2 separate regions of the Homo sapiens genome follow, and region 2 is linked to region 1. The links are chromatin loops, found by intact Hi-C in ENCODE. Cell type or tissue: PC-3. All regions are shown on one strand. Each heading gives the region's core, and the rest is flanking DNA. Links, peaks and the distances in the headings are about the cores only.

Region 1 (15,808 bases), core at 6,202-8,701:
CTCATAAGTTGGAGTTGAACAATGAGAACACATGGACACAGGGAGGGGAACATCACACACCGGGGCCTGTTGCGGGGTGGCAGGCAAGGGGAGGCAGAGCATTAGGACAAATACCTAATGCATGTGGGGCTTAAAACCTAGATGACGGGTTGATAGGCACAGCAAACCACCATGGCACACGTATACCTATGCAACAAACCTGCACGTTCTGCACATGTATCCCAGAACTTAAAGTAAAATGAAAATAAAATAAAATAAATAAAATAAAATTCAGTGGCTTTCAAGTACATGATCCTGTCGATCCTTGACAGCCATTTTTATTATTATCTATTCAGTTCTTGCAAGTCATCTTACCTGAAACTTCACCTTCTGATTAATGTTGGATACACAGAACTGCTTCAGGAAGCGCTCGTCCTCACACCAGAAGAGACGGATATCAGGGATGTCGTAGAGGATCATGGCTAGCCTTTCTAATCCTAGGCCAAAAGCCCAGCCGATTCGGTCTTGAGCACCAGCTGTGATTAGGAAACAAAATAGTTGTTTTTAAAAAGTATCGAGATTGGATAGGTTCATACCACTCCCTGACAGTTATCAGTGACACTAATTAGATGCCTACCAGCGGGCAAAGGCACTGGGCAGCCGCTACAAAGACATCCATGAGGGTGCCCAATCTTCCACGCTTTCTCATCTCCATATTCCGGACTGCCCTCATGAACGGATTCTGAAGTCATACTGTCTGGAGTACTGTCTTTCATTTCTGATTACATTCTAGGCTTTCTGAAGCACTGGTTCCTGAACTGAGTTATGATTTTTCTGTAGTCTTTGCTTGCTCTGATTCAAACATTTAGCCCACTGAATATAGGTTACAGAGTGGAAAGAAAAGACGGTCTCTGTCCTTAAGTGTAGTAGATAATGAGATACATTCAAAACATGCCATAGTGGCCATAACATGTTTAGAACGAACTTACATGAAGAAAGTACATACGTCATGCCTTTAAGAACCTCAGTTTTATTAAACACCATAATGCTTATTCTTACCAACAGCCACTTCAGCATTGCAGAGAACACAAGCAGGCCCAGACGAGGGGTATAACTAGCACCACCTACTCCAAAGGTACAGTGTCCTGCTCAGATTGTGTCAGTGCCATAAATTAGAAGGGTTTACTTCACAAACTGAGGCAGTGTAAAAGGGAAGATAGAAACTGCAGAATGAAGGCAGGCAAAGGAGCAGTTCACACTGCAGGAAAGCTTATGAAATGAGCTCATGAAAGGATATAATTCCAACTGGACACTAACAGATGAGTAGGATCCTGTGGTAGGCTGAGATGGCCTCGGAGACTCCCACCCCGCATGCACATGCCTTGTGTAAACTCCTCCCGTTGAGTATGGGTGGGATCTAGGAACACAATGGGAATTTAAGCCTGTGACTGCTTTACTTTTTATCTAGGACTCCATCTTGGCCGATTGGAGAGAGATCCACCTCCTGGCTGTGAAGAGGCCACATGGCTCGGGCCCTTGAGAAGTCCTAAAGGAGCTCAGAGAGGCACCAGCAGCCAGGGAGAAAATGGGAACTTCACTTCTACAGTGGGACGGAACAAATTCTCCCAATAGCTGGAGTGAGCTGATGATAGCACCCCAGCTTCAGAGTACACAGCCCTGCCTCTGCCTTGATTTCAACCTGGTAAGATCCTGATCAGGGGACCCTATCAATCCATAGCCAGGCTCCTCATGCAAGGATATTATGATATAGTCAATTCGTGCTATGTTAGGCCACTAAGTGTAATTTGTTACCCAGAAAAAAAAAAAAAAGCAAACAAACAAACATAACTAATCCAGATTCAAAATGTAGAGAAAAGTGATAGGAAATTCCAGACTGAAGGAGTTTCTTCAGTAGCAATGGGACGGGATGCAGCACGGGAAGGCTGAGGAGTGGATTCTGGAGATACAGGCAGGACTCGTCTCAACGAGCCACAAGAAACATTTTGTTCTCATTTCTACCTTGCATTTAATGTTTTCCTAAAACATAAAAAACTTGGCCAGGAGCGGTGGCTCACGCCTGTAATCCCAGCACTTTGGCAGGACAAGGCTGGCAGATCACGAGGTCAGGAGTTCAAGACCAGCCTGGCCAACAGTGAAACCCCGTCTCTACCAAAAGTACAAAATTTAGCCAGGCATGGTGGCGTGTGCCTGTAATCCCAGCTACTCGGGAGGCTGAGGCAAGAAAACTGCTTGAACCTGGGAGGTGGAGGTTGCAGTAAGCTGAAATTGTGCCATGGCACTCCAGCTTGGTCCACAGAGTGAGAAAAAAAAAAAAAAACCACCACCAACAACAGAAAACCCTTATAATTGTTTCACAAATCCCCATTCGCTCTAGCTGAACCAGAACATTCATGGAGCTTCAGGATTAGGTGTGCAAAGTCCAGGAGGGAAAAGGCTTCATTATAAGTGAAACACCAGCACCTGCGGTTATCACTTGGCATCAAGGCAATCATCAAGACAAATGGGAACACAGGCTATAAGCTACAGACAGATGGAGAGGCACTGGTCATTAGCAAAGAACTTTTTAAACATTTCCAGCACATCACAGGCTGATAATTTGGTCACATATAAAATTATGCACATGACATTCCACTCAACAACAACATAATTGACATTTTTTTCAAGTGTACATGGGTCATCCACCACCACAGACCATATTCTGGAACACAAAATACATTTCAAATATTTAAAAGGATTGAAATTGTACAAAAAAAGTTCTATGTCCAAATGCAAATAAATCAGAAATCAACAGAAAAATATCTGAAAAATCTCCCAAATATTGGGAAATTAAACAACATACTTCTCTAAGTAACACATGAGCCAAAGAAGTCATCACAAGGGAAATCAGAAAATATATTTAAATGAATAAAAATTAAGATATGACACATTGAAACTAGAACTCGTAAATTATTGGGTGGGAATGATAAAACCACTTTGGTAGTTTCAAAAACAGTTTGGTAGTTTTTTACAATAAACCAATATTTCTCAACTGGGGGCCATCTTAACCACCAGGGGACATTTGGTAAGGTCTGAAGACATTTTTGGTGATCAAAACTGGGAGTGGGGAGCATCCTGACATCTAGTGGGTAGAGGCCAAAGATGTTGCTAAAGATCCCATAATGGACGGAATGGTTTCCCACCACAAAGAATTATCCAACCCAAAACATGAAACAGAGAAACCCTGAATTAAACAGACACTTAGCATATGACAGAGCAATTCCATTCCTAAGTATTTACCTAAGATATGGAAACATGTGCACTGGAAGTCCAATGCAGCTTAATTCAGAATAGCTCAACCCCAAAACACCCAAAATGTCCATCAACCAGTGAATGGAGAAATTGTGGTATATCCATATAGTAGAATTGTCAAAGGCATCTGAACCAGAGTGACTCCATCTTGAGTAGGAGCTGGGTAAAATAAGGATGAGACCTGCTGGGCTGCATTCCCAGGAGGTGAGGCATTCTGAGTCACAGGATGAGATAGGAGGTCAGCAGGGGTGGTATCACAAGATACAGGTCACAAAAACCCTGCTGAGAAAACAGGATATGGTAAAGAAGCAGGCCAAAACCCACCAAATCCAAGATGGCGACAAAAGTGGCCTGTGGTCCTCCTCATTGCTGGTTATATGCTAATTTTAATGCATCAGCATGCTAAAAGACATTCCCACCAGCACAATGACAGTTTACAAATGCCATGGTAATGTCTGGAAACTACCCTATATACTCTAAAAGGGGGAGGAACCCTCACTTCTGGGAATTGCCTGCCCCTTTCCTGGAAAACTCATGAATAATCCACCTCTTGTTTAGCATATAATCAAGAGATAACCCTAAGTATTATGCAGTGGAACAGCCCATGCCACTGCTCTGTCTATGGAGTAGCCATTCTTTTGTTTCTTTACTTTCTTAATAAACTTGCTTTCACTTTACACTGCGGACTTGCCCGGAATTCTTTTTCACACGAGATCCAAGAACACTCTCTTGGGGTGTGGATCAGGACCCTTTTCTGATAGCAGAATATGACCTAGTAATAAAAATAACTTATTCCTATACAGAACAAAATACATGAATCTCAAAAGAATTATGTTTAACAAAAAGAGATTAGTCACTAAAGATTATCTACAATATGAATTCAATTCTCATGACATTCTAGACAAGGCGAAACTATAGAGACAGATAACAGATTGGTAGGACATAAGAGAACTTTTCCAGGAGATGGAAATTTTCTCTATCTTGATTGTGGGGTGTTTACATGACTGTATATATCCTTCAAAACTCATGTAGCTATGTTTTAAAAGTATGAATTCTGTTGTGTGTAATACTACTTCAACAAACTGGCATTTCAAACATACTACACTTGAATGACACGGCAGTACCAAGTCAAATTGCTGTAAGTTTCTCAACGGTTACTCTCAGCCTCTGTGGTTATCTCCTTGTGAACTGGAAACTGATAGTTTGTGGATCAGCACCATTCTGAGCACCACACTTTGAGGTGTAATGATTTAAATGATATAGAACATGCCAATATAGCTTACATATATATTTAAACCCACAAAGTTAAGACGTTCCATAGCAAACTCTTACATATTCTAAGTGCTGATCCATAGACCCCCTAGGAATCTGCAGACTGCAAGCTGAGAATTATGACTGGGAAAGAAAATATAACCCCTAACAACAGCACCAAAGGCCCCTCACACCTGGTGCTGGGCCCACCACCTCAGATTATCCACAGTTCTCTAAACATCATATGTCCTTGTCATAATATAGCGGATCTTCCTAACACTTGCCCCTCTCCTAAAGTAACCTGTCATGGTCCTCTAAAACTTCATTGAAGTATTCTGACTGTGAGATTCTTCCTCTGACCCTGAAGCATTAAGTTTACCTTCATTTCCCCGTGACAAACACGCTGTACATATTTCTATTAGCAACTATCACATTTACAAGTTTCTCTCCCCATCTAAACCTGAGAGTTCTGAGAAAACAGTCCCTACACAATGTCATACACAGTATTGACTACTCCATAAACGAGTTTTAGACATATATCTGTGCTAATGAGAAGAACATGTGCTTCCCACACAGTGGATTCTTTGAGTCACTCTCACAGCACAAAGCTGAAGACACGACAGTGCGAATGAATGATGTCTCAGAGAAAAGCAAAAAAGGGCTGGTGTTCTGAAAAGCAAAGTTTACACGATGTTCACAATTAAGGGTTGGGAGGCTAAAGGCGTACGGAAGAAGAAAAAAAGCACTAAATGCTTCATTCATTGCTTGCTAGACACTGAATACCAGTTTCACAGATGAGAAATGGAAATGATCACAAAATGCTCAGAAGTAACAGCATTGAAGGGAATAAATACCATCTAAAAGGTAAATCTACATTCTATTATGTTTGTCAAAATAGAAATATCAGAAACAATAAGAAATAAAGGTATGAGTCCAAAATCGAATTATCATAAAGTTATGGAAAAACAGAGAAATTTCCCATTTGCTATCTTCCTCCCAGCTGAGCCAGGGAGCTGCCAAGCACAGCAGTCCTGAAGAGGCCGGACCCACGCATGCACTGCCAAGCGGGACAGGTGAAAAACATGGCTCAGGTAAAGGGCGAACGAACTTCACATAAGAGGGAGCCCCATGGTTGCCATGATGATGGCAGTCTAGGCTCCACTGTAATATGTCTCAGAGTAAAGGAGGACTTGCTTTTCCAGACTGATGTGGCACGTCTTCTGAATGGAGCAGGGTGAGACGGAGCAGAGGGAGCACCGCCAGCTGGAAATCACATCTGCAGAACACGGCGAGGGGAGGCTGGGCTGTCCTGTGTGACGAGGTAAGCTGCACACTGGGAGTAATGCTGATGATGAGAATTCAGTTTTTCGCATTTGAAATGGCCACAAGAGATAGTTGCTCCTGCCATTCCATTACTGCCATACAGAATGGCTTAACATCAATGAGTCTTAAAATTAAAGTCATTAATCACATTGGCTAATATCCAAGAATTCACTGAAAAGATAAAAACAGTTACCTTCACAAATACAACTTCCAATTGCTTTTCTCAGAAGGCTCACTGCAAAGCTACACTGCTAAAAGTCAGATGTTCTAGAGCTGGTTTATTAGAAATGTAGAAATGGTTGGCCGAGTGCGGTAGCTCACACCTGTAATCCTAGCACTTTGGGAGGCCAAGGCGGGCAGATCACGAGGTCAGGAGATTGAAACCATCCTGGCTAACATGGTGAAACCCCGTCTCTACTAAAAAAATATATACATATATATATATATACACAAAAAAAATTAGGTGGGCATGGTGGCGGGCACCTGTAGTCCCAGCTACTTGGGAGGCTGAGGTAGGAGAATGGCGTGAACCAGGGAGGCAGAGCTTGCAGTGAGCCGAGATCGTGCCACTGCACTCCAGTCTGGGCCACAGAGCGAGACTCCTGTCTCAAAAAAAAAAAAGAAATGTTCACTGGCCTAAGTGGATGATTGGCAGGACCACACTGAAAGGTTGATGGGGGAAAGGAAGGCTGATGGTTGTGCTGGGGATATGCGTGACTCCAGGGCCTCAGTCCCATGTGGCTGTCAGTAGGGACACCCTCTTCTAAAGAGAGGAGACTGGCTCTACCTGAGAGGACCCAGTGCTGAGGTGACTGAGGGGGTCATTCCCGCGGGCACATAAAATCCCACCACCTGTGTGTCAAAGCTTATGGACCAGACCCTCATGGGGAACAGAGAGCAACTGGACTTCAGCTGCCTACCACTGCCTACAACCTTTCATTCGCATAATCATCCTAATAAAAAGTTTGCCTGTGACAATCAATTTTCATGGAGGGTTGCAAGAAAGGATACGGTGTCCATTTGCTGAGTTGCATCAAATTTTACCTTTAAAACATTTTGTTTTGGTTCCCTTTCGATTTATTTCTTCTGAATCGCACCCCTGCATTGTGTCATTGGCCTATTCCATCAGTAAGACAATACTGGCGACTCCTGTGAAGGACGTGACCACTCTATCATATAGTTTTCTGTAGGAGGCTTCAGGAAATAAATTGATCTTAGATTTAAGAAAATGACTTCGGATCTTGGGAACAGAAAAGGCTTCCTTTTCTTGACAACTGGATTTTTTTAATTTTAAGGATGCCATGTGCTACATAATCGGTCAAAATTCACTTTTTACTTTGGCCCCATCGGAGCTTAGAGGCAACCTTGGAGGCCACCTCTACAACTGCACAACTGTTCAGGGTACATTTCTCTTTGTGACTTTTGCTCCAGTTTTATTTTCTTATCCGCATTTCCTCTTTGCCCTGATTATCTCAACTATTTATTTTATCCTCGGGTATGTACTTTAATAAGGCACTTCAAATTCTTTATGGAAGAAAGTGAGTCATAAATACATAGACACTTAAAGGTACTGTCAACCAAGGTAGGTATAATTTTCAGGTCTTTGGCACTCCTCAGCTGTAATTTGTTGCCAAGTACCCAGGTCTGACAGGGTTTTAAGGCAGTATTTTTTTTTTTTTTTTTTGCCTCATTCCAAAACTAGTGAGTTCCAGTAAACTAGAGTCACCAGAGTACAGAACTCACTGTGGAGGAATGTTCCCAATTAGACAGAATATGCAGGATTGGAAGCAGTTAGGCATTTTGACTAATGAAAGTCTGTACAGTATTGAGCATCCCATGCAAGAACATTTTTTGTATTTATAATTGTTGAAAATCTTCCTAAGAGGGCGAGCCTATGCACAGAAGCAAAAGATGTAAGAGAAGAATCCAGAGAAGGGAAACTTTAAAAAAAAAGGAGAGGAGAAAGTGGAGGAGGAGGAGAATGGCAATAGAAAAGAGGACAGTGAGAAGTTATCAGTGTGAAAGGACAGTAACAAAATTTATCTTAGAACTTGAAAGATTCTAATCCCACAGGGCGACCCTTCTAAGCAGCAGCTGGCTCTACAAGCTCTGCCTCTACAGCGTCAGAGAGGGAAGCATTTGCAAAGGAAAGCCCAAAGCACAGTGCTTCTGCATGTGGCCTCTTGTCTGCATCTCCAACTCGAGAGGAAGCCCGGGACATCTCCAACTCGAGAGGAAGCCCGGGACATCTCCAACTCGAGAGGAAGCCCGGGACATCTCCAACTCGAGAGGAGGCCCGGGACATCTCCAACTCGAGAGGAGGCCCGGGACATCTCCAACTCGAGAGGAGGCCCGGGACATCTCCAGCTCGAGAGGAGGCCCGGGACATCTCCAACTCGAGAGGAGGCCTGGGACATCTCCAACAGGAGCGCAGCTCTGTGTAGGGTCTGGGGTGGAGAGGGAGCAAAGAGCACTGTGGCAAGACTAAAAATAAATGTTATTGCTCAATGCCATCCCTTCAAAGGCACAGGATGTCTGTGCTGTCTGTGGAAGGCACTGGGGAAGGGGTAGGGATACTTCTCAAACCTCTATCCCCAGAGTCCTTAGTCCTGTACAGCATCATGCAGGAAAAGTACACTTCAAAACTGGAGAAAGAGCTGAGAATGGCCAGGTGTGGAATATGAAACTGGGGTCTATATGCAAGCAGCAGTGTACTTGGGTTGTATCAAGGCAAGTGCAGCCTGTATGCCTTCAGCTCAGGGTGTGTGATGATCCTGAGCCACAGAAAAAAAGGGTACCTTTATACCATTATACTTTCATCAGTCAACGCTAGAAGGTGAGTAATTGTGGGGGGAAATTAAGTTTCAAACAGTGTCTGAAATGTACATGATTATCTCTCAACTTCCAACAAAATTAGCTTTTCAGACTAATCCTTTCTGAAGATTTAGAACAAGTTGTAAGGCAAGTGGTGTTTAAGTGAAGCCAGATGTAACTTCTTGTGCCTATTCAAAGAAGCTTCTACAGTGAGAAGATCTTTCTCATTCTCTCCTGAGAAACCTGGAAAGACAAGTACTCTTTTATCTATAATTCTAATCAGTGACCTATTTAACCTTTTGGAGACAGAGTAAAATCCTTACTTGAGAACATAATTTACACCAGGCTACATGGACACCAGGCTACATTGGTCAGGTCCAAACACATCAATCTTTCAGAGATGAAATATAATATTTATTTTGATTTTCATTGTACTTGTGGCTATGAATGAGAATGTAAAGGGATTAGAGTATCAACATATTAATATTCTGCATTCTTGACCTCCTTATAGGGTTCTGCTTTTTTATCTTCACCATACTAATAAGTGGCAGAGCTTATTTTTGACTTACTTATAAAAAAGGAAGGACATTCCCAGCAGACACTCCTATTTTTTCAGAACTTATAACATGAGAATGAAGAAAGATGAATTAAAACCAAAGAGATAAATTAAAATTAAAGAGATAAATTAGGCCAGGCACGGTGGCTCACGCCTGTATTCCCAGCACTTTGGGAGGCCGAGGTGGGCAGATCATGAGGTCAGGAGATCGACAGTGAAACTCCATCTCTACTAAAAATACAAAAAATTAGCCAGGCATGGCGGGAGCCTGTAGTCCCAGCTACTTGGGAGGCTGAGGCAGGAGAATGGTGTGAACCCGGAAGGTGGAGCTTGCAGTGAGCCAAGATCGCGCCACTGTGCTCCAGCCTGGGCGACAGAGTGAGACTCCGTCTCAAAAAAAAAAAAAAAAAAAGATAAATTAAAACTAGAGGTTTAAAGTAAAGATAGTTTCACAGGGGCTCACTACAAGAAAGCCACATACCAATATCTCTTATGAACATAGATGTAAACTCCTCAAGAAATTACCAGCAAACCAAATTTAGTAGCACATTAAAAGGATCATATACCATGATCAAATGGATTTACCCCAGGAGTGCAAGCAAGAATGGCTCAAAATATAAAAATCAATCAATGTAATATACTGTAACAATAGGATAAAAGAAATAAAACCCACATAACCATATCAATTGATACAGTGAATGCATCTGACAAAGTCCAACACCCTTTCATGATAAAAATATTCAATAAACCAGGAATACAAGGGAATGCCCTCAACAAAATAAAGACAATGTGTGAAAAACCCACAACCAACATCATACTCAATGGTGAAAGTTGAAAACTTTTCACTCATTCCACTTAGATAAATTTCACTTAGATCGGGAACAAGACAAAGATGCTCACAGTCACCGCTACTAGTCAGTATAGCACTAAAAGTTGTAACCAGAGAAATTAGGCAAGAAAAAGAAATAAAAGACATCCCAACTGAAAAAGAAGAAGTAAAATTATCTCTATTTGCAGATGACATAATTTTATATGTAGAAAGCCCTGAAGAATCCACACACAAAAAGCTGTCTAAACTAATAGACAAATTCAGTAAAGTTGCATGATACAAAATCGACACATAAAAATGTTGCACATATTTACATTTCTATACACTAACAATGAACAATCTGAAAAGGAAATTAAGAAAACAATTGCATTTACAAAAGCATCAAAAATAAAGTACTTCGAAATAAATGGAACAATAGGCAAAATATTTGTACCTTGAAAACTATAAAATGTTACTGACAGAATTTTAGGAGATAGACAAATGGCCAATAAGCTCATGAAAAGATACTCAACATTATCAGTCATCAGGGAAATATAAATACAAACCACAATGAGATACCACTTCACATCTACTAGGGTGGTTATAATAATGAAAATAATCATAAAAAGTGTTGAGAAGGATGTGGAGAAACTGAAACCCTGTGCATTGCTGTTGAGAATGTAAAGTAGCGCGGCTGCTGTGGAAAGCAGTTTGGCAGTTTCTCAGAAAGTTAAACACGAATTTGACCATATCACCCAGCAATTCTCTCTCTCAGTCTCTGTGTGTGTGTGTGTGCGCGTGCAAGTGTGTATGCGTGCGTGTGTGTGCGTGCATGTGTGTGTATACATATGTGTGTCTCTATATATGTATATATGCCTCTGTGTGTGTATCTCTAAAAGAACTGAGTAAAGGAGCTCAGACACTTGCACACCGATGTTCATAACAGCATTATTCACAATAGTCCCAAGGTGGAAACAACTCAAGTGTCTGTCAACAGATGAATGGATAAACAAAATATGTTACTTACACACAATGGAATATTATTCAGCCCTAAAAAGGAATGAAGTTCTGATACATGCTACAGCATGGATGAACCTCAAAAACAACAGGCTAAGTGAAAGAAGCCAGGCAAAAAAAAATCTAAGCTTTCCCTTACGTGAAATATCTTGAACAGTAAGCAGATTAGAGGTTACTAGGCACTGGAGGGAGCATGGAATGGGGAGTTAATGCTTAATGGGTACAGAGTTTCTCGTGGAAGCGATGAAAATATTTTGGAGATAGATAGTGGTGATGGTTGCACAACACTGTAAATGTTATTAATGCCACTGAATTGTACACTTAAAATGGCTTAACTGGCTAATTTTATATTATGTAACATTTTATCACAAAAAAATAAAATCTCAGAGGATGTAGATATTTAAAATTTTGAAGAAAGTTTTCATGTGTTCGTCACTTTCTGAAAGGAAAACAACATACATATATTTTTTCTCATCACCACATCTGTCTCTGAAAACACTGAGATACACTAATTGAGCCATTATACCACCAATCATTTCAATGGACTTCAGCTTTTTCTCTCATAAAATGAAGAACAGCAATGATAGGGTGTCTCAAGTCCCTCCCAGCTCTGAACAGTGTATGATTTGGCTCAGTTTAGAAATAGTTAACTAAGGTTCTATTCTAAATCTTCCTTAAGGAAATACAAACTACTGCAGAATAATTTTGCTTAACATTTCACAGCGTAACAAAAGGTATCTGCCAACTGCTCTCTCTCCTCTTGCCACCGGGTCCCCTTAAAGCCTTGAGACATACAGGTACATTCAATGTCACACCCCTTTTGGGGCAGTCATGTCCGGGGTAACGGTCTTCCATCTGTTTCAGGTCCCTGTTTCAACATCCCCTTCTCAGTGAGGTCTCCCAGCCATCCACTTGAAAATTGTAAACCTCTCCATCAACCTACTCTCCCAAACCCCCTCAACTCTGCCCTCTTTTCCTCAGAAAATATCTTCTAATACGCTACAGCCTTTTCATTTACTTATTGTTGACCTTCAGACTCCCCTGCTAGCCTGCAGTGCATGAGGGCAGCATCTTCACTGGTTTTCGTCACTGATCCATCTCGAGTGGCTGGAACACTGGCACATAGCAAGTGCTCAGTAAATATTTGCAAAGAAACAACAGAATAGTATGGTAGGAAAGGTTTCAAGATTTTCCCACTTTTTAGTTTACTTACTTAATTTAAATGGATAGTATTCCGAAGAATTTCATACTTTAAGTTTTCAATACAAGTGATGACTTTCTTTAATTTTGTATCTGTGAGAGATTTTATCTATCATATTATAAAGTGATATTTAACAGTAGTGATATTGGGGGTGCCATTTCTGAAAAGATATCTCAGAAAGGAGAGAATTGGAACACACAAAGTAACAGAAACAAGTGAATATTCTATTCATTGACCCCTACCTTGGTCACCATTCGCTGAGTTCTACTGTATACAGGGCACCAGCAGGCACAGCGTCGCAAGTCCCCTGAGGCCCAGGATCTTATCACCACTTCTGCTTCAACATTCTGTCTTTCTATTTTATTTTCCTCCCCAATGACTGAGCTCTGGAAATGCAAACAGCCCCTGCATCCTCAGGTTTCTCCTCATAGGTTGTTTTGTTACAAGAGACAAGTGAAATGCTTGAACTACTACATATTGAAAAAAAAAAGTTTTGTATTATTGTAAGTATATTTTTCCTTCCTTGTCAAAAGGGTTGACTTCTAGGAATTCTTCAATTTAATGAACTCGCATGTTTCCAAAACAACTGCTACAAGGAACACTAAAACAACCTAGCAATTAACATTCTTCTTCTTCTTCTTCTTCTTCTTCTTATTATTATTATTATTATTACTACTACTACTTTTGAAACAGAGTCTCACACTGTTGCCCAGGATGGAGTGCAATGGCACAATCTTGGCTCACTGCAACCTCTGCCTCCCAGGTTGAAGCAATTCTCCTGCCTCAGCCTCCCGAGTAGCTGGGATTACAGGTGCCCATCACCACACCCTGCTAATTTTTTGTATTTTTGGTAGAGACAGGGTTTCACTATGTTGGCCAGGCTGGTCTGGAACGCCTGACGCTGTGATCCACCCGCCTCGGCCTCCCAAAGTGCTGGGATTACAGGCGTGAGCCACTGCGCCCAGCCAACATTCATATATTACAGAACTTCACCAATGACAAAGAACTTCACCTATATTATCTTGAGTTTTATCCTCACAATGTTCCTATGGGAAATGTCAAACTGGTATCATCTATGTTGAAAAGATAAACAGTGTTCGAGCAAGATCACATAAACATTGGGACTTGAATTTATGTTTTGACTTTAAGTTTACACCCAGTAGATGTTCCCCTAGATTCATGCTGAAACATTAACTGAGGACGGCTATGTTCAAGGTATTTCAAAACATCAGGAAGTGCTACTGACATCTGTGTGCTTTCTATGTTGTCATTGCTGATTTCCTGGTTGACTATAATTATTCCACGAAAGCCAGTAAAATGGTTTGTGTAGGTAGGTGCTCACATAACAGTAGATTTCTCTTCTGAATGTTGGGTTTTATCGTTCCAAAATGACTTTCACGCTAGATTTGACTGTAATATACACACAAACCTACTGAGTGAACTGATGGGTCTAGTAGTTAGCAGTGGTATTGAATGAAGGCATCCACGTCCCTTGATTGTTAGTTACAATGATGGACATGCAGGAATAAAAGCACTGCAGTATCCTGTTGAGACACTGCACATCCAGAAGCAGGCCTAGAAAGGTCAGCACAGCTAGGTAAATTCCGATTTCTTCTCTTCCAACCATGCATGTAGTCCTTCATCCCCTGCTTTCCAGTCACGATACTTGAACTGCTTCCTCGGAGACTCGCCACCGGATGATTGACTTTCCAAGCTCTGCCCAAAGATCAATCTCCTGCCTGAAACATTTCTCCAGCTGTATATATCCTTGGCCCCAAACACTCTGTCAAAAAGTGCTTCACCTAATCCAAAGGCAGACCTCTCTTTTAAAAGAAAGCTTTTCATGGTACAGAGCAGACTGTGGATGAGAGTCTCTGGGTCTTACAAGCAGTGTTCTTTAATACGGTCTGAGCTGGATGGCATTCTAATCAACTTACTGCAAAAAACTTTCACAACCATCTCAAAAAAACTCACTTTGGACCATCCCCTTTCCTTCCTGAGTCCTAGATTTTGGTTCTCTGGAGTTTAATAAAGAAAACTGCAGTGTCTGAAGCACGTGCTAATGAGCAGTGCATGAAGCAATTCCCAACGGTCCTGCGCAGTGAGAATCCTCCTTACATGGAATGTGTAGAAAGTGTTGGTCCCTCTTTCTCTGCAGTTTGGACAGTGATGCACCACCCCCTGCAGGGGCTTGACTCCCACTCCCCACCATTTTCCAGTGACTGGCTGAGGGGAGAGCATGGCCAATGAGATGTGAGTGATATAAAATATAAGATATACGTGAAAATCTGCTAGGATGCTCATAGGCAAGAGTTTCTTTTCAGAAAAAAAGGCCCTTCTGAACTACTTCCTTCTTTCTTCCCACATCAGATGCTATCACTCAAGAATATAATGCCTGGAGCTGCAGTAGCTAACATGTGACCAGGAGCAAAAAGCTGGAGATCAGCAGCCCTGTATTTATATTGACATTTATTAATATTTATAATCTATGTATAAATTATATATTTAATTATATATTTATACATTATATAGTTATACATAGATTGTAACTATATATCCATTGATATATAAGTATAAATATATATCTATTGATATATTTATAAATATATCTCCATTTATATATTGATATATTTGTCAATATATAGTTCTATATTATACAATATATGAAATATTTATATATAAATATATAGTTATATATTTGATATTAATACAAATATATAGCTATATAGATATTGTTATTGTTATATATATTTTATATTTATAAATATAAATATATAAATATATTTTTAAATATTACAATAATTTAAGTCATCTGAGAGTAGGTTACATACATCATGCTCCTTTACCACTGAATACTTCTGTGTATACTTCCCAAGAACAAAGATATTCTCTTATATATCCATAGTACAGTTATCAAATTCAGGATATTTCACATGGATGCAATAACCCCACCTTATCTGCAATCCATATTCAAATTTTGACATTTTTGCCAATCATGTCCTTGTAGCATTTTTTCCCTCCCATTAAGGATCCAGTTGAGGATCACATATTGTACTTACATATCATGTCTCTTTAGTCTTTATTAATCTAGGACCATTCCCTAGCTTTCCTTTATCTTATAAGACATTGACATTTTGGAGAATCCTGGCCGCTTGTTTTATAGAAATGTTCCTCAATGTGAGGTTACCTGATATTTCTTCATGATTGGATTCAGGTTCTGGACCCCAGCTGTAACACTACAAAAGTGCTATGATGTCCTTCTCCAGGTGACACATCTGGAGACCCCGATGCTTACTTATTCACTTCAGAGCTCCTCTAGATCATTTATTTTTTGCTGTAAAACCAACCACCCCAAAACTTAGTGGTTTAAAACAACAACTATTCACTTAGCTCAAAGTTGGCTGGCCCTTTGGACTTAGGTGGAAAGTTCTTCAGCTCTCAGCTGGGTTTACTCATGCATATGTGGCCTGCCGGAACTCACATGTCTGGTGTTGGCTGCCTGCTGGCTGGGGCAGTTTGGTTCTCTTACATCATCCAACCAGCTAGCTTG
Region 2 (15,808 bases), core at 5,187-7,686, 130 kb before region 1:
AGAATTTAGAGCTGGAGGAGGCAGGAGGACATAAATAACCCCAGGCAATCTGCAAAAGCACTCAACAGGGCAGGCCAGTGCAGTAGGGCTTAATGTTTTTATTTGGATTTTAGAGGGAAGGGTAGAAGGAGGCTGGTGACCCCAGGACACATTTTGGTCGCAATTATGTTCCAGAGGCTGGTATCACTCATTTTGAGGACCAAGTTTTAATGTCTTGTGCAGCTAAGGTCTCTCAGGATATAGAGGGTATCACCCCTAGAAAGCATAGCCTGAAGGAAGCATTAGAAACTGAGAGGTTTGCTTTGTCACCTCGGTTTTCTGGCCTTCAACAGGTCAATTGCAGCATGTCATCTCTTCACCAGCAAAAAAATTTGTGAGACTATTTCCTAAGGACAAGCCTCTGGCAGGATGTTCCTAGAGCTTAGCTTACTATTCCAGCCACAAATCAATGTGTTTCAGACATTCCTTCTGATCCAAGGGGCACCACTTCTGGATCAAGACAAGACTGCAGCCTAATTCACCAGGTCATAAAACAGACAGTGGGGAAAATCTCCAGGAAGCACACAGCAGGTATTTCCGCATTCGGTCAGCTGGTAGAACTTTCAGAGAAGTTCTTGGGAAATTTACAGAGCTCATTCCAAAACTTTGGAGAAAGAGGGGCTTAAAATAGAAAATGAATTATTTATCATATTCTCTCTGTAACTCACAGACTTTAAAGAGCACGTACCAGGGTGTTTCCCTCCTAGCTTCCATACCACTCAGCCAGGTAGGTCCCTCTTTGGCCCTTCTGAAGGATGTGGGAATGAGACATGTTTGAAGCTCCAGAGGCCAAGAAGAGTGCAAGCAGCCCTCGTATTACAAAGGATGGCTATGTGTGAAATGAGGTGAATCTCTTCCCTGAGAGATTATTTACTTATAAAGTAAGAGGCTATCTGCAGCAGTGGTTGAGGGCGCAGCACTGACAATGCAGACTATAAAAGTATGTCCTCTCTGATGTAAACTTAGTGCCTCTGAAAGAAGCCATGGCCTGAGGGGCTAATCCCAGCCAACAAGTACCCTCTTCCAGGAGGCCAAAGCGTCTCCTCAAGGCACCAGCTCAGATTTCCTATCTCCCTCCCATCCACCTTTCCTCCCAAGTCTACAAAGGATGGCAACCTTCAAGCGTTGATGGAAATGTCCCTTAAAACATGGACATCTGCTAAGTCTACAAAATAGTCTTGGCTGCTTATCAGACCTCCAGGAACTTGGGTGAGGTGTGGTAAGGGGAGGGGACGTGGGAGGCTAGAAACACAGGCACCTTTTAGAGGATGCTTCTTTGAGAAAGAGATTGTGACAAACTGTTTATGTGTTGGCTTCCCTCATGAGGTTTCTCACTGAGTTCCCCCTTTCTACGACTGCTTCCCAGGCTCTTCGTTTTGCTCAGCTCAAAGCCTCGGAGGCTTTGATGCCTTGATCTCTCTTGCTTTTCTCTTAGTTTTCTCTCTCAGTTTTCCACATCCATCCATTTCTTGCAATTTTCAAAGATGCCATTCGAATCCATACTTTCATTGTTGCCATCTGCATTAACAGACTGCCTGACAGACTGATTCATTCACTCATTCATTCCTCACCCATTTACTGCACTCCTCCTTGGTGCTGGGCATGAGACATAATTCCTACCCTCAGGAATTTCACAATCAAGTCAGCAAACAGACATGTGAACCCTTCAAGTAGCTGCGAGATAAAACTATATGTGTGAGAAATGAACACACACTCTGTTATATAAGCTCACAGGGAAGAACAATGACTCTTGCCTTTGACTCTTTGACTACAGCCCCTTGCTTGGCTTTGCATGGGCTGGGTAGCCACTCCTCTCTGTCCTACTCATTGAAGCCAGGATAATTTCCCAAAGCATCACTGCAAGGCCACTGTCACTAACAGGGACTTACCTGTGGCACTGGCTCCCACACAGGTGTCTTGGTTCTGATTGTTGGAAAGTATTTGGAGCAGAACACTTAAATGCTCTACTGCCAGAGAAGTCTAGCCAGAGGAATTTGATTACGCTGGTTCATTGCCAAGTTCTTTAACCAATATTACAGTGTGAAGGGGCGAGGCAGAGGCAGGAGCATTTGTACCTTGCCAGAGAGGAAAGCCGGAAGAAATAACTTGAATGGGAGCTAGGAGGAGATAGAAGAAAGCAGAACACAAACCTTACCTACTTTACGGTTCCTCTTCAGACCAGGCCTTTTTAATTATGGTTGCTTTGATTCTCAGTATTTATACCATGCCAATATAAAAAGAAAGCAAGACACATGGTTTGCTCAAGAATTTGTTATGATTCACAAATTTATATGAAAGTTAATCATCTTTGGTTATATAAAAATTAATCATCTTTGGTTTGTTTTAAATGAAAAAATAACATTTCATGAAATTAATTGAAAACAGTTTTAGATGTGTGGGCACTTTAAATACACATATGGCTCTGAATTGAGATTGATTTTTAAAAATAATTGTTTCCAATGATAATAACCATCTCCTGGTTGTTCCAGGAATGACTATACTCTGTGGTTTTCTCAAATGGAATTTTCTTTGTACTAGGTAAATATTGAGACAACATTTAAGTTGGCTCAAGTCTGTCTATATTGATTGCAGAAAGCAGCAAATATCACAGGACAATACCAGAATGAGAGAGGGAATCTCGCAGTCATAAGACGGGGCATACACTTGAGATTGACTACCAAGATTTTCTCTAACATAGAATAAAAGCACACACTAAGTCCTAGTAAGTTTGGGAGCATTCAATAGATAATTAAACAAAATGAAAGTCTCACATTCAGAAATATGACTTCAGATATAATTCTTTTAACTGCTGTGAGCACTTTCTATAAAAATCCTATTTGCAATCATTGAATATATGATTATAAGGCATGTGGCATACAGTCCACCTTCATGTGACATTGTAAATGTCCTTATTGCTAGCTCTGCTCTTTGCAATGGTTTTATTTGAATGTTATTGAGAATTAAAGCAGATCCCAGACTCGGACACCACAGGCATGTGCAATAAAATATATCGTTAGTCTCATAATTTTAAAATAGATTATATAAATCCAAATTTGCAAATATGTATCCAGTCTAATATGTGTACTGTTTGTATTTAACGAATACAAAATCCAATTGAAGGCCATGCCTAATCTGAGAATGTAGGAGGAAAGAGAAGAATCAAATAAATGAAATCATCTATAAAAGACAAGAGCAGAATCCCTTCATTCATCTCACGCTCGGTTCAAGTGTGTTTCCTTTAGGACTGGAGCTGACATCTTTGAGTGTCCTTAAGAAAAGCTTCTTGCGTACATAAATGGGCTGTGCTAAATTAAGCCTTTCTGTCACAAACTTGAGTCAGGTTGTTTTGACTGCCATTTTACTATTTTTTTTTATATGAGCCTAACCAAATTTAATAGTAGTTATCTTTATTTTAATTTATACTTTAAGTGCTTCCTTCATTCAGTAAAAAAAGTGAAATTTCCCTCAGGTGAGAAAAAAAAGAATGATTTTCACCTTGGGTTCAATGCAGCATATGCCATGATTATGACCGAGACGTTGTTCAATATGTAGGAAAGGTGATTAGGAAAACAAATTCTGTGCTATGCAAAAGACAGTGAAATTTAACTTCCTACCGGATATGTTAGCCAATGGAAAACAATGAAAACGATGTGTCTTCTGTAGGTTATTATGAATTGTCCAGGTTTATTTTATTCACCTCTGAAATTTTTACTGAATTTGGTAAAGATCAGCTCTCCCAGGCACTTCTGTGGAACTTCTCTTTACGTTTTCTAAGTTACTCTTTCAAAATGAAATATTCAGAAACTTGGAGACACAAATCTCAAAGACATACTGTATAATTACTTGGTGATGTTCTTACTATACTTGTTCTGTGATTTATCCTAGCTGAACAGGACTCTTTTTAACACTGTATTGGGTACATGTGGAATGGCAAGTAACATATTTCATGACTAAACAAAGAGTTACTGCAGACAATACTACACTGATACCAAAATACACATAGAGATGTGTATGGCTTTCTCACTTCAACAATTCTGATAAGTTTCCATTGAAAAGAAGTCTATTTTCTCTGTCTCCTAAAATTCTCTGTTACTCCTCCCCAGAGCTTCTTCCTTTGAACAGAGCCACAAAGACTGGGATACATGACAATCAAGTCCCTGTATGGACTGACAGCACACATGTGGTTACCAGCTACTACATAGCACCGTGTGTGTGTGTGTGTGTGTGTGTGTGTGTGTGTGTGTGTCTATCTGCAAATATAACGCATTTTTATTGACTCAAGAGGTAAATATATGCAACTTTATCAAACACCTTCTTCACCAAATATTTATTGACCACCTATGTTGTGACAAACTCTGTATTTTTATCTTTCCCCCAAAAAATGCAGATTAAAAAACATTTTTTATTAATTCCCCATAGTAATTGGGAAATATTGGTAGAAAGCACAGAGTATGACCAGTAGTAAAAAGGAAACTACAGTCTGGCCTCAGCCTGGCCACTGACCACTTCTTGTGACTCTGAGAACTTCCCTTTGCCTGTTCGGTCTCAATGGTTTCATTTGTATAATGAAGGAACTAGACCAGGCAATTTCTTTAAAAAATCCCTCCAAGTACAAAATGCCACAGTTCCAAATATGGAAGTATTTTATAATGTTGGTAACTGGCAAAAATAGTACTGCTCCCAGAAGAACGAAATGATATTGATCTCATTTAGGTTATAGGCATTCCTATGTGAGAAGAAGGCAAATATCACACCTCCATCCACCCCCTCAAGAATCTGAGAGCCTAGGCAAAGAGAAATCAGGCATTCACAGAAGTACTGTGAAAAAAAACAAATTTGAATGACCACAAACATTTTGCAAATGTAATACGATATAAAATACAAATAGCAAATCATTGCTCCTTGTCTACAGTTGCCGGGAAATAAGAATTCCCAACTTCCAAACTATTACCTCTGCATGGATCTGCCAAGGTTCCGATTCCCAGTGGCCTTTACAGTGTGGCCAGCTGGAACCTACATCTGACCAACAAGTCTTTCTCTTAATATCCCTGTCAAAAACATCCTCGACAGGAAGTTAACTTTTTAAGAATGTCAATAAATGAAGAAAGTTGGCAGTTTGGGCTGTTGCCAGTATTAGGCTTACAGGCAAAGAAAATAAATGGTGTGAATCTATCAAGATGTGGCAATTTCTCTGATATGTGACATCTGCTTTACTGTTTCTTTTTCTTTCCTTTTTTTTTTTTTTTTTTTTTAATGAGAATGCACTAACTGAAAAGAATCCTTTTTAAACTGACAAAATAGAGGACACATCCTCAGGGCAAATGGTTTCTAAGACAGTGTTTGAATAAAACATATACATAAACCTTTGGCTGGATCACCGAACACTGATACCTTCCACTTCAATATTTTGGCTAGTATTTGGTTGGGCTGAAAGAATTCTTCCACACACACAATAAATTGTTACAGATTCAGAAGTTTAAATAAGCAAATAAGTAAAATGATTAAAGGATTCCATAAACCTACCATCCAGAGAGGAACACATTTAACACCTTGTTTGTCTAGTCCCTAAGATGTACAGATACATTATATATATTTATATGTATATTCATATGTTAAGTCCATCTCATACTCCAGACATACCAAGGTGTGCCAAGAGCTGCAGAGATCATTATGCTGGCACCCCTGTGTGCAAATCTGTGAACTACGGCACCCTGTTTGGGAAGCTCTACTCTACACTTCCATACATTTGAGTTTCTCAGAAACAAGCATCATCGACATGGCAGCAAAGAAGCTTCATTTCTTGGAAAGTTCCCATGTTTCTTGTATCTGTCCCTCACTTCCACAGAGCTGGCATGAGTTCAACTAGCATACGTTTAGCTGGAGTCTGCATAAATGACGGGGAACATAGAATTTCCTCACCGCCCAAGTCCCATTAAAAAAATAAAAGCATTGTAATCGTATCCTTGCTAACCCGGATCTCTTCTTGCTTCCTCAGATACTTGCACCAGGATGGACAGGCCCAAATTTGTGGCCTTATTAACTGTGGTGCCCTAGGAAGGGAATGAAGGAATGTTTTCCCGAACGAGTCTTTCTGATGGCAGAAGTGGGGAAGCAGGTGCTGGAGGCAGGACCCATTCACTTCAGCTCCAGGAACACAGGTGCCATGCACAGCAAAACCAGCTGTGGCTTCTGCCCTCCAGGCGCAAACGTGGAAACTGACACATACATGATTATAATCAACGTGGGAAGTAGACAGTGCTTCTCTAATTGGTTTGTGCTTCCCCAAATTCCTTCAGGGTAGGGACCGCATATTCTATCATTTGCCTTTCCTCAATGGGAAGCACAGTTTGGGGCCCAGAAAAGGTGTTGGGGGGCTCTTGGTTGGTAGACTGACTTGATGCTAAACTGCAAAGGCAGAGGAGATAAATTCCCTTCACAGCCCCAAAGGTCTTTGGTTATGTTAATTACTCCTACCTTCCCCTAACAAATGGCTAGGGTGTCACAGAAAGAGGGCCCAGAGGGCTCTTTAATTGCAGTGGCCCATCTCATCCCATTACTCTCACCACTCAAAGGCGTTTCTAATCCAAAGGCAAAATACAGTGTCTCCAAACTCCAGGGAAAGAACAGAGAGGAACACATGTTGTCAGTGGCAACCAAACTTAGCTTCATCATGAATCACTGTGGCCTCATTCTGACAGGTCCAGTTGCAGCCTAGCCCTAGATCGCACCAAGCAGTGACTCAGCTACAATGAAACTTCAGATGCTATTTTTAAGGGGGGCTCGCAAGGGGAAGGAGGGAGGTGTAGAAATGCTTTATTATTTTTTCCTGAATTTTTATAGCCTCAACTAAATCTAAATCTTTACTTTGAGACCAGAATTCTGGAAAAGTTAACCTGCCCCTGAAGTTATGTAACCCATGGTTTACTTTTTATATCACAGCTTGCCCGTTAAAGTCACAAACCATTTCCATGGCCAAAATCTGTTTGAGTAAAATTGAAAAGGGGAGTTTTCAGAAGAGTCTGGACCCAACGGAAGCAACTGTGGTACAGTGGGAGGAACACTGGCTTGAGAGGCAGACGGTTCTGCAGCTTGTAAGCTGCGTCACGGTGGGACTGAACGGCCAGGACGTGGCCAGGGGATAGTGAGGCTGAGGTGGCTGTCCTGGATAGAGTCTTAGGGCGGGCCACCACAGGCACGGGTGGGTGTGCCTACCCTGCTAGCTCTGCACTTTGGGTCGGTGAGGAAACCCCACCAAAGCCGCTTTAGATTCCACAGACTTCAGTGCTGTCTTCTCTTTACTCTTGCCTTCCCACTGAAGGGGCTTTGCTGTTCCCACGGCTACCGACTGATTCCTGTGTTCATCTACTCATCCTTCTCTGGACTTTTTCCAACTGCTACCTTCTCTTGAGCAATTAGCACAGTGCACATATTTCCAGAATGGAGACATGGTATTTTTGTGGAAAAGTAGGACAATGTCTTCCGCAAATGCACGTTCCTCACGATGATCGGAATTGTGTTTCCTCTCCTGGCAAGGTCCCTGTCTTCTGGGGAACAGTCCCCCTACAGTGATTTTTGGCTTATGTTCTTAGACACAAGCGATGGCTCAGAAGCCTCACCTCCCCGCGTTGATGCGATTTCTCCTGCGGGTGTCCCTGTAACATCTTTGGTAGAGCAAGCCATCCAGCTCAGAAGAGCTCTCATGAGGCAAAATCTAATCTAAAAACTCTTCAGTGGCAACATCTTTAAAGGTTAAACCATCCTCTGTAAACATGTGCTTGGTTCTTGGAGTAAGTCCTTTCCTATTTTTTCCAGAGCTAAGTCTTCCAGGCTGGAAGGCTTAGGAAGAAATAACGCCCAGACTGGCCCGACAGTGTTGAGTGGAAATGGGGCACGAGAAGGGGGAGCCTCACCATCTGCTGATAAATCCATTCATACAACAGTGACCTTGAACACCATAGTTCTTTCTGTAACACCAGGAAGTTCCGGCAGAAACAGAGGAGAGAACTGAGCAGAGCCCCAGCTCAACGCTGAGACTTCCTCTTGCTACACCACATTAATCCTATGCCTGAAGAGCTCATTAGCCAATCACTTTCATGAACAAACCCATCCAGCTCTGGGGACAGGAAGAGCAGAGACAGAGTGGGAGTAACTCTTACGTCATGCTCTGAAAGCTCGGCCATGAAGCCTCATTTTTCTGAGGTACTCATGGACACTGCAACTTCCTCCTCCTCAGCTTCTGGCCAGCAACAGGCCCTAAATTAGTTAAATTTAACTATAATAAACATGCTGCAAATGAATTATATTTAACTCCAACAGCCACCTCAGGGTTTGTCTGGAGATGAAATAATTTTAGCTTATGCTACCATAAGTCCCCCAACTAAGGCAGAAAGTAATTACCTAAGGATTTACTGTAATGAGTTCACTGACACTCATTATTCATTATAGTGTGTGAACATTCCAGTCTTTTATACAGTCAGGCATAGACTGCACACTGCTGAATATATAGTCTTGAGTGAGCACAATAAGGACACTAAAAATAAAAAGCCACCTGATTTCAGTCTTAAGAATTCGTAATAATTATGAAGAGCCCCGGTTGAAACTTTACACCATCAGTAGAACTGAGCCTGCTAAGAAAATGAACAATGTGATAAGCTTTTGGAGCGATGACACTGCATGGCAGCACTTAAAAAGTGTGCTTATTTAAAAAAAAAATGTAACTGGGCTTCAGTGCTGTGCATACTAATGAGAACTCATGTTTTTCTATCCATTAAAGCAGGATCCTACTCAGAAGCATTTGGTTAGAGGAAGAGACTGTTTCTAAAAGTACGTACAAGTAATAACTTGCCCAAAATGCCATTCCTTATAAAATATTATGATATTCTACATTTCATTTGCTCTGAATCATCTTGCCATTAAAAAATTCTCATTTATCTAGTCACCCCTCGTGATCCATTGTGCATCAGTTGTGGGCCAAGTACTATAAGCATAAAGAACAACAGGACATGGTTTCTACTCTCTAGAAGCTAAAAGTTTAGTAGGGGACACAAAAGTTTAGTAAGTAAATGTTTAGTAAGTAAAAATGTTTAGTAAGTAAATGATTTCCTGAATTGTGATATCCACAATGATCAGGGGGTGTACTGCCTGTTGAATATGTATTATCTAGTCAGTATTGATGTAACTTATTTGGGTGGAGAAATCTAAACAGGACTTGATCAAGGACCAAAGCAACTCTAGCCAACTTTGGCCACTGAATGTCCTCTGTATACTTGCGCACTCTGGGCATAAGCGCCTATGCTTGGCTGCATATATCATTAACACACTGCTGTTAACTTCTATGTAAGTGTTTATATCTTGCCTCATTCTACGAGAATTTTAAGGAGGCCTACGAAAGAAAATATACAACAAAATAATGTTTGAATATGAACAGAAATCAAGAATCAACACAAGAAATGGGATGTTATTGACACTTTTCTCATGTCAGACTCCATTCTGCCTACTTCTTCCCCACCCCCGTTCATAGGTCATGAGCTGTGCAAGCAGCTAAAGGGATCTGAAGGTGTGGGGTTAGAGGCAGGCAGAAGGGGTGCTTAAGCCAACTCAGCCTCTTCTCCTTCACCAGCTCCTCCAATAAGCCCAACTCCGGACAAGGCTCTGGGTGCTCTTGCAGGTGAGAAGGTGGTGCCGGCAGCCACTCCGCTTCACTCTCCGAATCTCAGGACCTCTGTTTGCCATCAGGAGGCCAAATGACTAGCAGGGCAGGATTTGGGAGCTCTTGACTTGGGCCTATAATACCACAGAACAGCATCAGAGCCCTCTCCTAATACACTGCAATATGATGAGCGAAAATATTAGCAAGTACAGGACTACTGAGATCAGGGAAAAGAGCAACACAACAGCAAGCCCTGGGGGCTGACGTATACGGTGGCTCTCCCCAGCCACAGTGAAGGAAAAATGGTCACTTACAAAACCCTTAAGGTCAAATTTACCCTTATCTTGAGGCACACTAACCCTTGGTGCTTAATTTTTAAAACATTTCCCACAAAAGGTTTTATAGGCAGCGGGGGGGTGGGGGGAGGTGGGCTGAGTGATAGGAATGGACAACACTCAACAAGCTTACTATGGGACCTGCGGGAGCAACTTTCTCTGTTTCTCAGGATCTGTTGATGGAATCCGAGGGCACAATGTTCAAGTACTGACCACAGAAGGCAATGGCATAGGAGGCCAGGATAACACGTCTGCTCCGTGTCAAGGAATGGCTCCTATTTTCCCATTCCAGGACTACTTTCTTAGGAGAAAGGGAATTAACATCTGTTTGTTTTTTCAGGGACTGCACTAGGTACCTTATATTGATTATTAAAATATAACCTTGAAAGCACTGTGCACTATTATCATCATTACAAGTGGTTAAAGCCCTTGAGGCCTAGAGAAGTTAAGAAACTTGCTCAACGTGGGCTGGGTGTGGTGGCTCATGCCTGTAATCCCAGCACTTTGGGAGGCCAAGGCGGGTCCATCGCCTGAGGTCAGGAGTTCGAGACCAGCCTGGCCAACATGGTGAAACCCCGTCTCTATAAAAATACAAAAAAAATTAGCAGGGCGTGATGGTGGGTGCCTGTAATCTCAGCTCCTCGGGAAGCTGAGGCAGGAAAATCACTTGAACACAGAAGGCGAAGGTTGCAGTGAGTCGAGATCACGTCATTGCACTCCAGCCTGGGCAACAAGAGACAAACTCCATCTCAAAAAAAAAAAAAAAAAAAAAAAACCCAAACACACAAAAAAGAAACTTGCTCAAGGTAACATAGCAATGAAGAGGTAAAACCTGGATTCAAACTTGGATATTCCTTCTAAGCCATCCATTTTTGCCTCAGCTGTTTCTACATAAAGAATAACAAATGTTTCGCCTGAATTAAACAGTAAAAAACATCTAAACCTCAATTCATTTAATTGAATGAAGTTCAGGAATTCACTTTCCCTCTGGTTTCTCTGGCTATTTGACCAGGGGACCAGCCATTTCAGTATCACATGGACACACGCAGATAACCCTAACAGTGTGCTGGGTGTCCAATAGTCATTCCCGAGCTTGAATTGGTATAGTATCATTCACATGAGCTGCTGCTGTCCAACAGTACAAGAGTGACAATAAATTAAATATTTGCTCATGTGGCTGCTTATAAGATACATATAAAACAGAAAATAAACCTCACATTATAAGCAAGTCATCACCATTTATAAGTAAAATTCAACATAGCTGAAGCTACTAAACCCCACATCATCCCTTGAGGGAAGAAAGCCTCTCATCTGTTTTCAAATTTAAAAACCTCTCATCTGTTTTCAGACCTACCATTTATTGTCGGTGTACACAGACTTCTGAAGGAGCTGAGCAGAGGAATGGTAAAGAGAACCTCTCTGACGGTGGGTATTAAAGGAAAGTGGGCTACGAAGTAATAGAGCAGGAGATTGTGGAAAAGCTCAGCAGCTCAGGAAACCCACACATCACACACAAAATCCCACATCGATGTTAGAAAGTGTTTCTCTTGCTCTAAGAGTCGATCACCAGCAGCCAAAATATTGTTTGAGGAAATAGCACCTGTCTTTTTCAACCCACTAAAGTTAAGATGTATTTACCCACTGTAAATGCAGCCAGAAAGAAATGTAAACTAACTGTTGCTAATACCTTTGCATGGCTGGGTCTCCACTTCCCCCTCTGCAAAATAACAGATTTGGACAGATTGTTCTAAGGGCTTATCCAGCTCTGATGTTCTAGAATTCTATGGGTTTGGCTGGATGGCTCCATGTTTGGTACTGATAGTGATTTTCTTAAGGGGTTATCTTTAATGCCAAATGATATTTTACTTTTCCCCCAAATTTTCATTTTGTTTATATTCACTTTGTTATATTCAACAAAGAATATAATCTTTTTTTTTTTTTCTTGAGACGGTGTCTTGCTGTGTTGCCCAGGCTGGAGTGCAGTGGCGTGATCTCGGCTCATTGCAGCCTCCACCTCCTGGGTTCAAGCGATTCTCCTGCCTCAGCCTCCTGAGCAGCTGGGACTTTAGGCATGCACCACCACACCAGGCTAATTTTCGTATTTTTAGTAGCGATGGGGTTTCTCCATATTGGCCAGGCTGGTCTCGAACTCCTGACCTTGTGATCTGCCCACCTTGGCCCCCCAAAGGGCTGGGATTACAGGCGTGAGCCACTGTGCCCAGCCAAATTTAATCTTTATTTTTATTTTTTAATTTTTATTTTAAGTTCAGGGGTACATATGCAAGTTTGTCATATAGGGAAACTTGTGTCATGGGGGTTTGGTATTCAGATTATATTGTCACCCAGGTATTAAGCCTAGTACCCATTAGTTATTTTTCCTGATCTTCTCCCTCTTCCCACCCTCCACCCTCCGATAGGCCCCAGTATGTGTCCATGTGTTTGCAACATTTAGCTCCCACTTGTACGTGAGAACATTCAATATTCGGTTTTCTCTTCCTGTGTTAGTTTGCTAAGGATAATGTCCTCCAGCTCTGTCCATGTTTCTGCAAAGGACATGATCGCATTCTTTTGTATGGTTGCATAGTATTCCACGGTGCATATGTACCACATTTTCTTTATCTCGTCTACCATTGATGATCCTTTAGGTTGATTCCATGTCTTTGCTATTTTGAATAGCAACGAATACACATGTGCATGTGTCTTTATAATAGAACAATTTATATTCCTTTGGGTGTATATCCAGCAATGGGATTGCTGGGTCAAATGTTAGTTCTGTTTTTAGGTCTTTGAGGAACTGCCACACTGTTTTCCACAGTGGTGGACCTAATTTACATTTGGATATGATCTTAACCACATTTTAATTATTTTGTCTGTTTGTCTGTCTTTGCCTCCAGTGTCTAGCACTGTGTAGGCCTGGTATACAGCAAAACTATCATGTACTATTTATTAAAATAGCACTGCTCTCTCTCCTTGCAACTGGAAGGTTTCCTGGAACTTTAGGCACTGTGTAGTTCTTCTATAGTCAGGCTGGCTGCTCTCCTGACTTGAACTCCTGGCAGTGGAGGGGCAGGTTGGTGGCATTTCTTTCAACTCAACGCAAATTCAGGGACCTGCAGTGGCCATTAACCAGCAAGTGTTTACTGAGCATATTTCTGTGCCTGACACTACATAAAAAGCAAAACAAACAATATTGTTGACTCTTACTTATGTTTCTTTTAGTTAGGAAATAAATATTCTAAGTTAGTTGAGGGAGTTACTGGATTCTTCCTTACACAGCCCATCATTCCTGGCACTAAGAACTGCACACATGAGGTACCCAGTATTTTGGGTTTAGTTGAGTTCAATGAACCAATAAATACCATAGTCTTTTCAAGTGCGGTACGCTAGACCTGCTATGCTATGAATCTTCCCTTCCTCCCTCCAGATCCTGCCATGGAGCCAGAGGTACTTCCCTTCCCGGGGTCTCTTCAATGCCAGTGCCTGTGCGATTACAGCCACCTCCTCTCCAAACCCTCATGACATTCAGCCACCTCACCAACTCCTCCCACTCAAGGAAGGGTGGAATTGTCCTAAAAAGGAAGCAGAAAGCTCTCACCTCCTGCCAAGAAGCTGCCCAGTAGTTGGTAGTAACTGGCTTCTCACTTACCAATTTGAGTCCTTCCAGGGTCTGTTTTGTGAAAGGATGAAAAAGGCAATACTATACAGTTAAACCTCAAAGGAATTAGTTGAAAGAAATTTCCATTATCTTTTCAAATGGCTAAATGCATCTCAGCCCCTTATGTTTCCAGACATTGTTTAGAACGTCCTTCTCTCTATCCCAGATCACTAACATGCCTGCTCTGGGATATGTGGTTCTGGCTCAGACAACCTGATCTGAGGGGGGAAATAAATATGATAGAAACATAAAGCTTACTACCTTATTATCAACCGGTTAGAAATCACCTCATCCACACACACCCAGGCCTCTGTGTCTCTCTGACAGTCTCCTCTCAAATCTCTCTAGAGTCTGTGAGACTACAGCTCCGAGAAATGCTTCCTGTTTTGAAGATGGAGCTGCATCGTGACCTCCGCACACCTGCCTAGTCAGCATACCCCAGCATTCTTGCAGCTGTGACCCATGTGCTTAGCAGCACTGTGGAGTGCCAGCCTCAGCCACCCCTGGAGAGAGCCCGCAGAACCATGGCCCCTATTCACCTGCCAGCGGACCATGCTGCTTGTCAGCGGAGGCTCCAGATGTCAACTCTCCAGGGTGAGCCATCAGTCAACATCCTGGCCATCGGGGTTTTTGGGTGAGCTTCCTCAGGACAATGGTCTCATGTGACCGCCCAGCTCTACTTAAACACATTTAGTCCCTTCACAAATAGCCTGTCCTTAGAAAGCTCTTTGTGAGGAGCTGAAATCAACCTTTGATAACTTTCTTCCCACTGGTCTTTGTTTTGCCCTGAAGCAACAAGTATACTCCCTTTTCTCTTTAAAACAACAAATAAAACAAACAAATGAAAAAATGCCTCAGCATCACTGTATATGAAAGGATACAGGAAACCAGATGAAGAGAACTGGCAGGACCAAAATAATAAAAATGAAGTATCTTTGTGAACAAGTTAAGAAGCAGGAACAAGACTTCTAATCTCTTCTCCGTCCAGCTGCCCTTGAGCTACTGAATGATAGACCCATAGGAATCTTCAGAGATCACAGTTATATGCCTACGCTGAGGAAGCGTCCATGTTGGTGCTCTTAAGGACTAGGACTAGGATGAGATCCATCCTCAACATCTCATGTCCTACTAAGAGAGACAGACCAGTCTACAAGTAAGCATAACACAATGTCCACTTCTTATTCTAAGAACTTATAGTCATAGATTATAGGATATTTTGTGCTTTTGAGATGATGCTTTTAATGGATTAATTATTCATTTAAAACAGAAGTGGAGGAAACCAAGGGAAGTCAGCTTACTACCTTATTATCAAGCATGAGGTCTGGATATAACCTGTGAAATCATTGGTGCAAGACCAAGCAGACTCTGGGCGAGGGATCCATGCCCAAGGCCTGGAAGCCAGCTCCCAGGGTGACAGGCAAAGGCCTCGGCTCCCCTGGCAGGACCCTCGGTGTAACACTGGCTGCCTTGAAAGCATTTTCTAAGTGGAAATGAGTCAAGGGGGTCCACTTGATTCTCAGCCACTTGGATAGTCTTTGACTTCCAAGCCCTTTCTCTCCTCTCCAGCACAGGGGAGTTCCTATTTTCAGCATAAAATTAGCATAGAGATGAAACCATTTCAGGGAGCATAGAATGAACTGACACAGGAGACATTAAGCTTTCTGTTTCTAAAATGAAAAAGTTTTCCTTTTTCTTTAAAACCCCAAAGCTGCCACTTAATTTGTGTTCAGATTGCACTTTCACTGCAGAGCTGCTAACAGTGGGATACTGTTCAGAGGGGCTGAGGAGGCCAGGGGGGCCACAGATCTGAGCTGTGAACACAGCCATCTACTGTGGGGCCACTTAAGCACCTGCAGTCCATGGCCCTGGCCAGCGTGCATCCATCCTTTCTGCCTGCAGTAAAGACACCAGTGCAGCCCAGGTGCGCACAGTAGTGCTGAGTACATCTTCCCTGGAGATCTAAGGAGCAAGACCTGGTCCTGCTCACCTCCATGTCTGTCTCTGGCTCCCCTCATATCATTTCAAAGACATCTTCCTTGTTCTTTTGGACAGGATTTCTCTTCATCTCTCTTCCCACTGGAAAAATGATTCTAAATAGCTGGACTGGGACGAATGACAAATCTGCCATGG

What was found. Hi-C counts contacts between places; a loop is a spot of excess contacts. Peaks named below come from ENCODE experiments on the same cell type or tissue, not always from the same donor. Only the 100,000 strongest peaks of a DNase experiment are listed, where the experiment ranks them.
Region 2: it touches region 1 in a loop (2.5-fold over the local background); 2 of 110 quality-filtered maps call a loop at or near these places.

The regions. Positions count from the first base shown.
Region 1 is chr6:5,529,887-5,545,694 of GRCh38, reverse strand. FARS2 (phenylalanyl-tRNA synthetase 2, mitochondrial) reads right to left here. Exons shown (of 7, transcript NM_006567.5): 5 at 355-515. Among named protein-coding and RNA genes, the nearest start is that of FARS2-AS1, 80 kb to the right of the region's middle. RefSeq lists enhancers at 3,034-4,233, 15,705-15,808. In PC-3, for the core only: no CTCF peak of the experiment used is centred there; a DNase peak (open chromatin) is centred at 7,444; H3K27ac peaks cover 1,141 bases.
Region 2 is chr6:5,663,677-5,679,484 of GRCh38, reverse strand. All of the region lies in intron 6 of FARS2 (phenylalanyl-tRNA synthetase 2, mitochondrial), which reads right to left. It overlaps LOC101927950 (a long non-coding RNA gene), which reads left to right. Exons shown (of 4, transcript NR_110842.1): 3 at 11,372-11,448; 4 at 14,027-14,500. Among named protein-coding and RNA genes, the nearest start is that of FARS2-AS1, 210 kb to the right of the region's middle. RefSeq lists enhancers at 5,747-6,743, 13,069-14,268. In PC-3, for the core only: no CTCF peak of the experiment used is centred there; a DNase peak (open chromatin) is centred at 6,724; H3K27ac peaks cover 1,257 bases.